Regions from separate parts of the Homo sapiens genome. Here region 2 is linked to region 1. Evidence: chromatin contacts called from ENCODE Hi-C or POLR2A ChIA-PET data. All regions are on one chromosome and are shown on one strand. The core of a region is the stretch at or near the end of the contact, and the rest is flanking DNA. Distances in the headings are between cores, read along the strand shown.

Region 1 (5,366 bases), core at 1,871-4,370:
GTGTGAGCCACTGTGCTCAGGTCCCCCAACCCTTTTTTCTTTTTCTGAGACGGGATTCTTGCTCTGTCGTCCAGGCTGGAGTGCAGTGGCGCGATCTCGGTTCACTGCAACCTCTGCCTCCTGGGTTCAAGGGATTCTCCTGCCTCAGCCTCCTGAGTCGCTGGGACTATAGGCATGTGCCACCACACCTGGCTAATTTTTGTATTTTTAGTGGAGATGGGGTTTCACCATGTTGGCCAGGATGGCCTCGAACTGACCCCAAGTGATCTCTTGGCCTCCCAAAGTGCTGGGATTACAGGCGTAAGCCACTGTGCCCGGCCAATTGTCCTCATTTTTAAACGTGTCCCATACTATCACTTCCTGTTTACACCTTTTTAAACTCATCTACAAAATGGCATGATATCTGAGTTGAGTAAATAACTCCTTTTTTTTTTTTTCTTTTTTGAGAGGGAGTCTTACTCTGTGACCCAGGCTGGAGTGCAGTGGCGCGATCTCGGCTTACTGCAACCTCCGCCACCCGGGTTCAAGCGATTCTCCTGCCTCAGCCTCTCAAGTGGCTGGGATTACAGGCATGCTCCAAAATGCCTGGCTAATTTTGGTAATTTTAGTAGAGATGGGGTTTCGCCATGTTGGACAGGTTGGTCTCAAACTCCTGACCTCAAGTGATCCGCCCGCCTCGGCCTCCCAAAGTGCTGGGATTACAGGTGTGAGGCACCGCATCTGTCCAAGTATTTTTTAAATTTTATTTTTTAAGACGAGGTCTTGGCCGGGCGCAGTGGCTCACACCTGTAATCCCAGCTACTCAGGAGGCTGAGGCAGGAGAATCGCTTGAACCTGGGAGGTAGAGGTTGCAATGAGCCCAGATTGCGCCACTGCACTCCAGCCTGGGAGACAGAGCAAGTCTCCGTTTAAAAAAAAAAAAAAAAAGACGAGGTCTCACTATGTTGGCCAGGCTGGTCTGGAACTCCTGGGCTCAAGTGATCCTCCCACCTCGGCCTCCCAAAGTGCTAGGATTACAGAGGTGGCCACCATGCCCAGCCAATAACGATTAATACCTTTGAGGCTATTTTTAACATACCACTTACAGAACAGGCGAGGCACAGCCCATGCCACTGGTCTGTGAAATAAGCTGAAAAACCAGCTGGTGCCCTCACTAACATCTAAAGTGAGCTGTCATCACATCCCATGCTACATTCCTCCCTAACACACTCCCTAGGATCCTTCCGGGTCAGCTCCCTTGCCAAATTCTAGTTAATAACTCTGCTTGCACCTTGTACGGGCTCATGCAATGGCTTGACCCTATCTACCCACTTTTATTCACACACACCACACTGTCACTTCTTTACACACCTGTTCCTCCTAGACCACGAAGTCATCTCTAAAGCTTGTGGGAGAGGTATACATAAAATACCAGAACTCCTTATGGCCAAGCATAATGTCTTACTTGCATCCCAGCACATGCCATTAGCCACTGTTCCTTCAACTCCAATTTCTCAGTAGCTCAACTTTGATGAAGGGCAGCGGACACATAGGCAGCACGTCAAGACTTCCCTTATCCAACTGTTCAAAACAGAGAAAAATGGTTCCAATAGTAAGAAGTGTCCTGTTTCATTCAGAAACGTCATGTGGGACCATCTGCAACTTGCTTAGTTAGCATTTGCGGCCTCCTGTAACAAGGTGACAGAAGCACTTCAGGTCAGCATCTAAATTGCTTATTTTTTTTTAATTTTGAGGCCAGGCATAGTGGCTCACGCCTGTAATCCCAGGAGTTCAAGTTTAGCTTGAGCAACATAGCAAGACCTTATCTCTAAAAAAAAAAAAAAAAAAAAAGAAAAAAAGAAAAACTTTGGGGGGGTGCATATCACTGTTACCCAGGCTTGAGTGCATGATCTCGGCTCACTGTGCAACCTGTCTCGTAGGTTCAAGTGATTCTCATGCCTCAGCCACCCAAGTGGCTGGGATTACAGGCATGCATCACCATGCCCAGCTAATTTTTAAAAATAGTTTTGACAAAGTTTTGCCATGTTGGCCAGGCTGGTGTCGAACTCCTGGCTTCATGTGATGTGCCCGCTTTGGTCTCCCGAAGTGTTGAAATTACAGGTGTGAGCCACTGCGCCCAGCCAAAACTCATTTTCTATAACACAAATAAGTCTTAAGGCTGCAGATTATCAGTAAAACAAAATTTGAAGAGCTTCAAGAGTAATTTGATTAGTTTTCACCTCACACATCGATTATAAAAAACTAATCCCTGAGTAAGGTGCAATTCCAACTCATTTTATTTATTTATTTTGAGACAGAGTCTTACTGTGTTGCCCAGGCTGGAGTGCAGTGGCACGATCTTGGCTCACTGCAACCTCTGCCTCCCGGGTTCAAGCAATTCTCCTGCCTGTCTCCTAAGTAGCTGGGACTACAGTGCCCACCACCATGCCCGCTAATTTTTTTTGTATTTTTAGTAGAGATGGGTTTTCACTATGTTGGCCAGGCTGGTCTTGAACTCCTGACCTCGTGATCCACCCACCTCAGCCTCCCAAAGTGCTGGGGATTACAGGGGTGAGCCACCAGGCCCAGCCTATTTTTTATTTTTTTTGAGACAGTCTCGCTGTGTCACCCAGGCTGGAGTGCAGTGGTGTGATCTCAGCTCACTGCAACCTCCGCCTCCCAGGTTCAAGTAATTCTCCTGCCTCAGCCTCCCAAGTAGCTGGGACTACAGTGCCCACCACCACACCCAGCTAATTTTTTTTTTTTTTTTAGTAGAGACAGGGTTTCACTATGTTGGCCAGGCAGGTCTTGAACTCCTGACCTCATGATCCGACTGCCTTGGCCTCCCAAAGTGCTGGGATTACAAGTGTGAGCCACCGCGCCCGGCCAATTCCACTGATTCTAAAATGGCCTTAAGTGAAATTAATCACGTACCAAAATGCCATCCTAAGAAGTCCCAGAACTATTTAGGTTAAAATAAAATATGAAATGACCTAGAATTCTTAGTTGTTCATTAACTCTGCACTTTCAACTAATAGGGTGATTAGTAACTCAACAGCACCACCCCTTTCCACTCCCCTTTCAGAAGTCCTGTGTACAAGGCACAGCCCTGAGGGTGCCACTGCTGCAGTGAGGACAGATTCCATAGCGGAGGGACCTGGAGCTGCACCTATTTTGTTCTTGGTGTATCCAAAGGTATCAGTCACTCCACAGCACATAGGAGCACTCGGGGATGTGTTGGATGAACTCACAGCCAAGCCCTATGCTCATACTGAGGGGATCCAAGTCTCACCTGGAGCATAGTTGAGGGGTAACAGGGCTGCTGTAAACTGACGTAGGGCCTTAGTTATATGAACCTTATGAATCTGCCAATTCAAATTTCAGTCACTTTCCTCTTTTTAAAGAGTAAACATTTTTGTGTTCACAGTACCCCTACTAAAATTAGAACAAGGCCAAAGCAGCAGCCTCTCTGAGGTAACAACCTAACTTGGGCCAGGGGAAGGAGTACAGCACAGTAAAGCAGTTTTCTTTCCCAGAATGGCATAAGCCTGAGAAAAGCTTCTTTGGAAGCTGTTTAGACAGGAAAACAAAACCATCAGCTCCCTGGCTGGCAGACAAGTAGAAACTATGTTAAGATGAAAATAAGGTATCACACAGAAAACATACATTTAGGTTTCTTTTTTTTTTTTTTTTTTTTTTTTTTTGAGACGGAGTCTTGCTCTTGTCGCCGTTTCTAGCTTTTTAAGAGTTACAATTAAGACCTCAATTTGAAGACTGGGCGCGGTGGCTCATACCTGTAATCCCAGCACTTTGGGAGGCCAGGGTGGGCCTGATCATTTGAGGTCAGGAGTTTTGAGACCAGCCTGGACAACATGGTGAAACACTCTACTAAAAATACAAAAAAATGAGCCAGGTGTGGTGGTGCGAAGCTGTAATCCCAGCTACTTGGGAGGCTGAGGCACGAGAATGGCTTGAACCCAGGAGGCGAAAGATGCAGTGAGCTGAGCTCGTGCCACTGCACTCCAGCCTGGGTGACAAGACAGAGACCCTGTCTCAAACAAAATAAAACCTTAAATTGGGCACTCAAGAAACAGCATCTTTAAATTTGTCACTGACTGATGGTTAATTTTACGAAATACACTACAGCTTATATATTAGTAACTACCTACACCAAGACTTTTTTCCCATTCTTCTTTTTAAATTTTATTAAGAAATATCATACATACAAAAGCACATAAACATACAGATTAAAAAAGGAAATGCCCACAGGCTTCAGAAACAGACCCTCACCAGTTCTTCTGAAGACCCCTGTGCCCTCATGATCACCTCTCCCTCCATCAAAACGGCTAACATTAAATTTTGTCTTAATCGTTTCCTTTTATCATGTATTTGACAGCCTGTTTTTGACTTTCATTGAAATGGAACCATAGTGATGTATTCTTCTGTGACTTGCTTTTTTTGATCCTTCTATTGTTGAGTTTTGTCCATGTTCACATACACAGCTGCAGTTCAGTTTCACTTCTGTGGAATTCCACTGTTGGAATATACCACAGTATTTATCCAACACACTGTTGGTGGACACTTGGGATCTTCCCGGGTTTTTTCTTCTTTTCTTCCTATTACACACAAATGCTTAAATCCATCCCCTGGTACGCATGTGTAAGAGTTTCTCTAGGGTATGTATCCGGGAATGAATGGCTACGAGAGAGGTTATGGCACACCCACTTATACCAAATTGTTTCCCGTTTCCCAAAGTTGTTGTTTCTAAACATTCTTAAATCTGTTGACAAATGACCTATTTGGGATGGCTGAGGGGAAGAAATAGATCAGCTACAAAACTCTTGAATTTTTAAAATAGTAAATTCAAAATTCTGATACAACAATGAAAAATACATTTACTTCTCTGCTTTGGCTTACTTGAAATGTACTTTTTAAAACTACAGGTTCAACTTAAAAGTGCTCTCCTTTATCTCAAAATAAATGTTTCTAAATATTACCAGGTAAAAACAGCAAGACTCAGAACATACGGGTATACCGTCATATATTTTGAAAGATCTATACATATATGTTTATATTTCCTCCCACCTCCCATCTCCCCACAAAGAAAACAACTTGGAAGAATAACTGTTAACAGCAGCAAGCTCCTGCAGAGGAAAAACAGAGAAATAGGAGTAGTAGGAGACATAGATCACTGAACACTTTTTTTTTTTAACCATGGGCAACATTACAATTATAATACAAAATTTCAAAAGTAGACCTGGGGTTCTTTCACAAACAACTAAAAAATCCCTCAGGAAATCAAACTTGAAAACCAATCCTGCATGAAGTCCCATCCCACAGAATTGTATACATAATAACTTCAAGTGTTTTTTGTTTCATGCACATAT
Region 2 (5,797 bases), core at 529-3,028, 220 kb before region 1:
TTCAATCTACCTTACTCTTTTTTTTTTTTTTTTTTCTTTTTTTCAAGACGGGGTCTCACTCTGTCACCTAGGCTGGAGTGCAGTGGCACCATCACGGCTCACTGCAGCTTTGACTTCCTGGGCTCAAGTGATCCTCCCACCTCAGCCTTCCCAGTAGCTGGACAGGCCTGCACTATCATGTTGGCTACTTTTTTTTTTTTTTCCTGTAGAAATGAGGTTTCACTGTGTTGCCCAGGCTGGCCTTAAACTCCTGGGCTCAAGTGATTGGCCCAGACCTCAGCCTCCCAAAGTGCTGGTGTTACAGGCATGAGCCAATGCACCTGGCCCCTTATTGTTCTTGATGGAAAGTTGGGATCATTTTGGACTCCTCTTCTCTTATTTCCCACATCTAATCTGTCACTGGGAACTGTCAAGTCTGCCTCTAAAACTGTATTAAATCAGTTACTTCTTTATCTCTACCACTATCCTTTTACCCCCAGGCCTCCTAACTGGGCTCCCTGTTGCCACCCCAGTCTGTTCTCTGCCTAGTAACCAAGGTGCAGATATTACCTTCACACACCTCCACTGTTGCCTTTAGGTGAGGTGACATGACCAGGAGACCTTACATGTTCTCAAACACTCTCCTTGCTCATACCGACCCACAGCTCAGCAAGCTCCTTCCCATTTCAGGGTCCTCACATGTGCTGCTGTATCATCTACCTGGGAAGTTCTTCTTGGTCCCTTTTTACTTACTTAGCTTTCAGGTCATAGCCTAACTGTCATAATCAGGAGAGACCATTTAGGTCCTGTCATACTTTTTCTTCATGGGCTTATCATTATTGTGATCGTACCAGTCTTATGTGATTCTTGTTTATAATCTCTCCCCTACAGACCCTAAGCCCCGTGAAGATCAGGGACCATCATTGTCTTGTTCCCTGCTCTATCTTTAGCACCTGACCTAGTGTTATAATGATTATTAGAAATGTCATAAAGGATTCCTTTCATGAAAAATGATTGAACTGGATCAGTGGTTTTCAACCATTTAGAGTTACTGCCCTCAGAAAACCTTATTTCTAGCTATGTACCTTCTCCCTAGAATATATACACATGCAAACACAAACTAATTTCAGGGATCTACTTTGACTGGAGGTTAAAGGTTCCTAGGTTAGGCTGAATGGTAATTAAGCCTCCTTCTAACACTGTGATTCAGCGATCATGCCCTCAGTTCTTGTAAGTAGAACTTATGAGTACTAGTGTTGTCTTTCTTAAATGTATTACCTGCTCAATAAATTTGTCTTTCAAGTCACTGAAAATAAGATCAGTTGTAAAAATTAACTTGAAATACAAAAATGCGTTTGTTCTCCCTAAATTATTTGTGTATAATACTTAAAATGTTTAAACTGCTTTAGAACCTAAGTATATAAATGAGGGGAAAAGTATAGATTTTGTTTACAAAGATTTTTATCTGTGCAAAGAAAACTTAAGGGAAACCAGAACTTTTTCAGCTTATAAGATCAAAGGACACTTGATTTATCTGGGTTTGTTTGTTTTTAGAGACAAAGTCTTGGTCCGTTGCACAGGCTGGAGTGCAGTGGTTGGATCACAGTTCACAGCAGCCTCAAACTCCTGCGCTCAAGTGACCCTCCCACCTCAGCCTCCCACATAGCTGGGACTACAGGCATGTGCCACCATGCCTGGCTAATTTTTGTACTTTTTGTAGAGGTGAGGTCTGTTGCCCAGGTTGGTCTCAAACTCCTGGGATCAAGCAGTCATCCCACCTTGTAGGATCTACAGGAGTGAGCCACCGTGCCCTGCCAGTTTCACTGTTTTCTGTTGGGGTTTTTTGTTTTATGTGTTGGTTTGGTTTTACAGTTCCCTAAGTAAATCCTGTGTCACAGTTCCTGATGTATCCTATTTCCTGTGTACTTTTCTTCTAACTAATAATGTTATGTTACCCACTTTTAGGCTTTTCTTTTTCCATTAACCCTGAATTGTCAGATAGACAATAAGCCCCAATATGAGCTTACTTTGATGTGAACCTTCAGGAAACATCCATCTAGCTCTAGTCACATTTCCTCTGTGTTGTATCAATCCTGCTACTACTACTTTCTTTCTTTTTTTTTTGTTTTGTAATCCTGCTACTTCTAAGGAACTTGGAATGTAAAACACTGTCTGCTTTAGTTTCTCAATAACGTGTTCCCTCCTTTCTTTACAGGTACTGGAAAACTGGGCTTCTCTTTTGTGAGAATTACAGCTCTTATGGTGTCTTGTAATCGTTTGTGGGTGGGGACAGGAAATGGTGTCATTATCTCCATCCCATTGACAGAAAGTAAGTATATTTTTAGATAACTGCCATGGAACAAATAGGAGAATTATAGGAAATAGTTATGTCTGAAATTCAAATCTGTGTTAGCTCAGAAAATCAGTGATGGCAAAGATCTAGCTATAGTTACTTCACTCAATGAAACTTATAAATTCTAGGAAAATAAGTTTTCATGTATCAAGACCAATACTCATAATTAAAAGTTTTTCGTTGTCAAAACATTTTCACAGTTCAGGAATCACAGTCCTATTTCATCTTTTGAAATAAAAGTTAAAGTCCATTTTTCTTAAGCCTTATTATACCATTATCCAAAAACACTACCTAGCATTCATCTTAGTTTTTCATATCTCCTTAGCAGATAGTTTAGTATATTCCATTTGTCTTATTTGAGGTTTAAAAAAAGTTGTGGAAGAAGTTTCTCAGGAGTTCAGCAAGCCTTTCCATCTATCTTCTATTTTAAAAGAATGTGATTTATTGTTTTTATGAATAAAATATACCTCGTGTGTTTCTCATATGATGTTCCATTACATTAATCATCCATTAAGTAAATGTTTTTGTGTTGCAAAATTCATGGCAGGGAATGGTTTAAAAGCAAATACTGTAAGTCTATAAAATACATTAATACATATACACTTCAAAATCACCATACCTTTTTTCAGGCCAGAGGAGGGAGAAAGACTAGAAGGTATTTCGGAAGCCTTTAAAAGAAAGCAAGGTTTCAATCCCACCTGTCTTTTCTGCAGTTACTTATAAATCATATTTAGACCTCTCCTTATATCCTAAGAGATTCCAGGATCCCCTAGAGTTCATTTCAGTTATTTGTAAGAGCTTCATTTTAGCATAGTTATTGGAACAGGATTTGTTTTTTAAAACACACACACACAGAGAAATAAAGGAGAAATTTTAGCATTTAGGAAATGCTGCACATTGAGTTCTTAGTGTTTTGATTCAGATTCACTAAAATTGCTTTATTATTTAAAAAAAAAACACCATAAATCAGATTTTCCTTTTTCAGCAGAGATTCTAATAGAAGCCTTGGGAAGAACTTTATGTATTACTTGGTATTATGCCAAGTGGGATCTTGTTATTTTCGTTAGGGGCTTTGAGCACCAGGTTTACCAGATAGAAGACGCTGAGAGTGGTGGCTCACAGTAATTCTCTCCTCCCTGTCATGCACCTCTCCATGTCCCCTTTCCTCCTTTCTCACTTTAGCCGTAATCCTCCACCAGGGACGTTTACTGGGGCTGAGGGGTAAGTGCAGATTCTGAACCAAACTCTTCTTCCTGGCTTCTAATAGCCACTGTAAGGCTGTTACCACTCCTCTAGAATACCCTCTTGAATGTTCCTAAATGTTATCCACTTGCAGTCACTGCATCGCAGCAGGTGTCTTTTTTTTTTTTTTAATGTTTGTTACATGGCCACCAAACTGCTCAGCAGCTTAGTCTATTTATCATCTTTTGTTGCAGCTGAACTTTCTTTCAGACTTTGTTTTCCTTCCAGTATAAACATGAAACATCTCTTAAAGCTGTCATTAATTTACATCGTTTACTCTTGTTACCGATCATATTTCTTTCATTTACTTACTTGCCCATGGAATGGGGATGTTTTGTGAGTCTGGTCTTTTACAGTACGCAGCACACCATCAGTCTGGTATCAATAAAAGCTGCTCTATTGTAGTGGCTGGATTCTTGTAAGCACAACTTTTTACCAACCCCCTCAAGGGAAATATTCTTACTGTGAGGGAGAAAAATCAGAAGATAAACTATAAAGAAAGACTTTATTTGCAAATATACCCATTTACTTTAAACTGTATAATGGTTAGTTTTCTAACATGTGCATTAAAAACAAAACAAGAAACAACTAAGATTCAAATTTGTTTTTTTTTTAACTAAAATTATTTTTTAAATGAATAGATGTGTTTAAAAAATAAGCTTACTTATTGCTAGACTGGCAAAATCCCCTACTCCATTTACTGAGGTACTTAAAAATAACTAGCATGCTGTATCTCTTTTTTTCCCAGCTTTGTCTTGAATTGGCATTGCCATCCTTGTTTTATCTCAACTGGCTGTAGCTTTTAGATAATATCATAAGGATTAACCAGTAACCTCTTACATTCATTACTGTTTTCTAGGGGAAAATATTTGGTATTTGGTTTTTCTGTTGCAGCAAATAAAACCTCAGGTGTACCAGGAAATCGTCCTGGAAGTGTAATCCGTGTATATGGTGATGAAAACAGTGATAAAGTGACTCCAGGGACATTTATACCCTATTGTTCAATGGCACATGCACAGCTTTGCTTCCATGGGCACCGGGATGCTGTGAAATTCTTTGTGGCAGTCCCAGGTATGTTAGATTATTCTGTTGAGATGTTCCATGTAATTGTCTCTCTTCTGTCATCTCTTGGTTCCACTACCTAATAGTCTAAGGCTAAGTACTCGAATTGCAGGTAATTTCAATATATACGAAGGAAGTTCTGTAATGGAGGTGTGACTAAGGTGCTATAGGGATACTTGAATGAAGTTACTTTGGAATATCTCTCCCACCCCCAAAGATAAATTTGTTGATTTTTCTTTAGGAGACTTGCTTACTTTTGAAAAGCAGTAGTATTATTTTATCATCGTGGATTGCCAAAAATGGTCTTGACCTAATAAGAGAAATCACTAGAAAGAAGCTTCTATCATCAAGGCTGCATGGAGGAAGAGAGAATGCACTCTGGTACCTTTAGCAGCTTAATAGGAAAAAGCAGTGAACTAGGAGGCCTGGGGGTCTGGCCCCTGTGTCTCTGCCACTAACCTCGAGCAAGGCACTTAACCTCAGAGACTCATTTCCTCACTCCTAGGTGGATGTGATTAATATCTGCTCTGCCTACTTCATTTGTTATGAAAATTAATGAAAATGCTACTGGGAGCTATAAAGCACCACCCAGAAAAAAGATGGAAGTGATGATGTCCAGTGAAAAATGACAAATTATCCATTGACAATACTTAAGTGATGTCACTGACCATCTGTAAGCAGGACACAGGTTTTGAATTTTTTTTTCCCATAAGAGGCAAGTTTAGGAGCTAGACGAAGTTCAGATCTGACTTTCCCCCACCAACTAACTGTGTGATGTAGTATATTAGTCAGGGTTCTTCAGAGAAACAGAACCAATAGGATGCATGTGTATGTGCGTATGAAGAGAGAGTTACTGTTAAGAAATTGGGTCACACAGTTGTGGGGACTAGCAGGTCTGAAATCTGCAGGGCAGGCTGGCAGGCTGGAGACCCCGGGAAGAGTGGATGTTGCAGTCCAAATCTGAAAGCAGTCTGGAGGCAACATTTCTCTTTCCTCTGGATCCCTCAGTCTTTTTCTTCTAAGGCTTTCAACTGGTTAAATGAGGCCCACCCACACTGTGGCGTGTAATCTGCTTTACTCAAAGTCTGTTGTTTTAAATGTTAATCACATCTAAAAAAGACTTACAATGATATCTAGACTGGTGTTTGACCAAATATCTGG

The links. A loop is a pair of places that touch in the nucleus more often than their neighbours do. ChIA-PET counts read pairs that join two places held with the same protein, here RNA polymerase II (POLR2A). Pooled maps may share reads with other maps.
Region 2: a loop to region 1 is called in a map of heart left ventricle, with 2.8 times the contacts of the local background. The contact joins two enhancer-like sites. A Hi-C loop is called at or near these places in 4 of 168 maps with a recorded cell type or tissue (heart left ventricle, left colon and psoas muscle) and 4 of 50 pooled maps. POLR2A ChIA-PET finds 5 or more read pairs at or near these places in 1 of 52 experiments (OCI-LY7).

The regions. Positions count from the first base shown.
Region 1 is chr17:50,755,010-50,760,375 of GRCh38, reverse strand. LUC7L3 (LUC7 like 3 pre-mRNA splicing factor) reads right to left here. Exons shown (of 10, transcript NM_016424.5): 10 at 4,157-5,366. Among named protein-coding and RNA genes, the nearest start is that of ANKRD40CL, 9.8 kb to the left of the region's middle. RefSeq lists a silencer at 2,994-3,288. Within about 2 kb of position 3,120, at least 4 of the 41 ENCODE cell types and tissues checked have a DNase peak (open chromatin) inside an H3K27ac peak, as active enhancers do.
Region 2 is chr17:50,973,619-50,979,415 of GRCh38, reverse strand. It overlaps SPAG9 (sperm associated antigen 9), which reads left to right. Exons shown (of 30, transcript NM_001130528.3): 27 at 2,195-2,308; 28 at 4,469-4,645. Among named protein-coding and RNA genes, the nearest start is that of TOB1-AS1, 110 kb to the right of the region's middle. Within about 2 kb of position 1,778, at least 4 of the 41 ENCODE cell types and tissues checked have a DNase peak (open chromatin) inside an H3K27ac peak, as active enhancers do.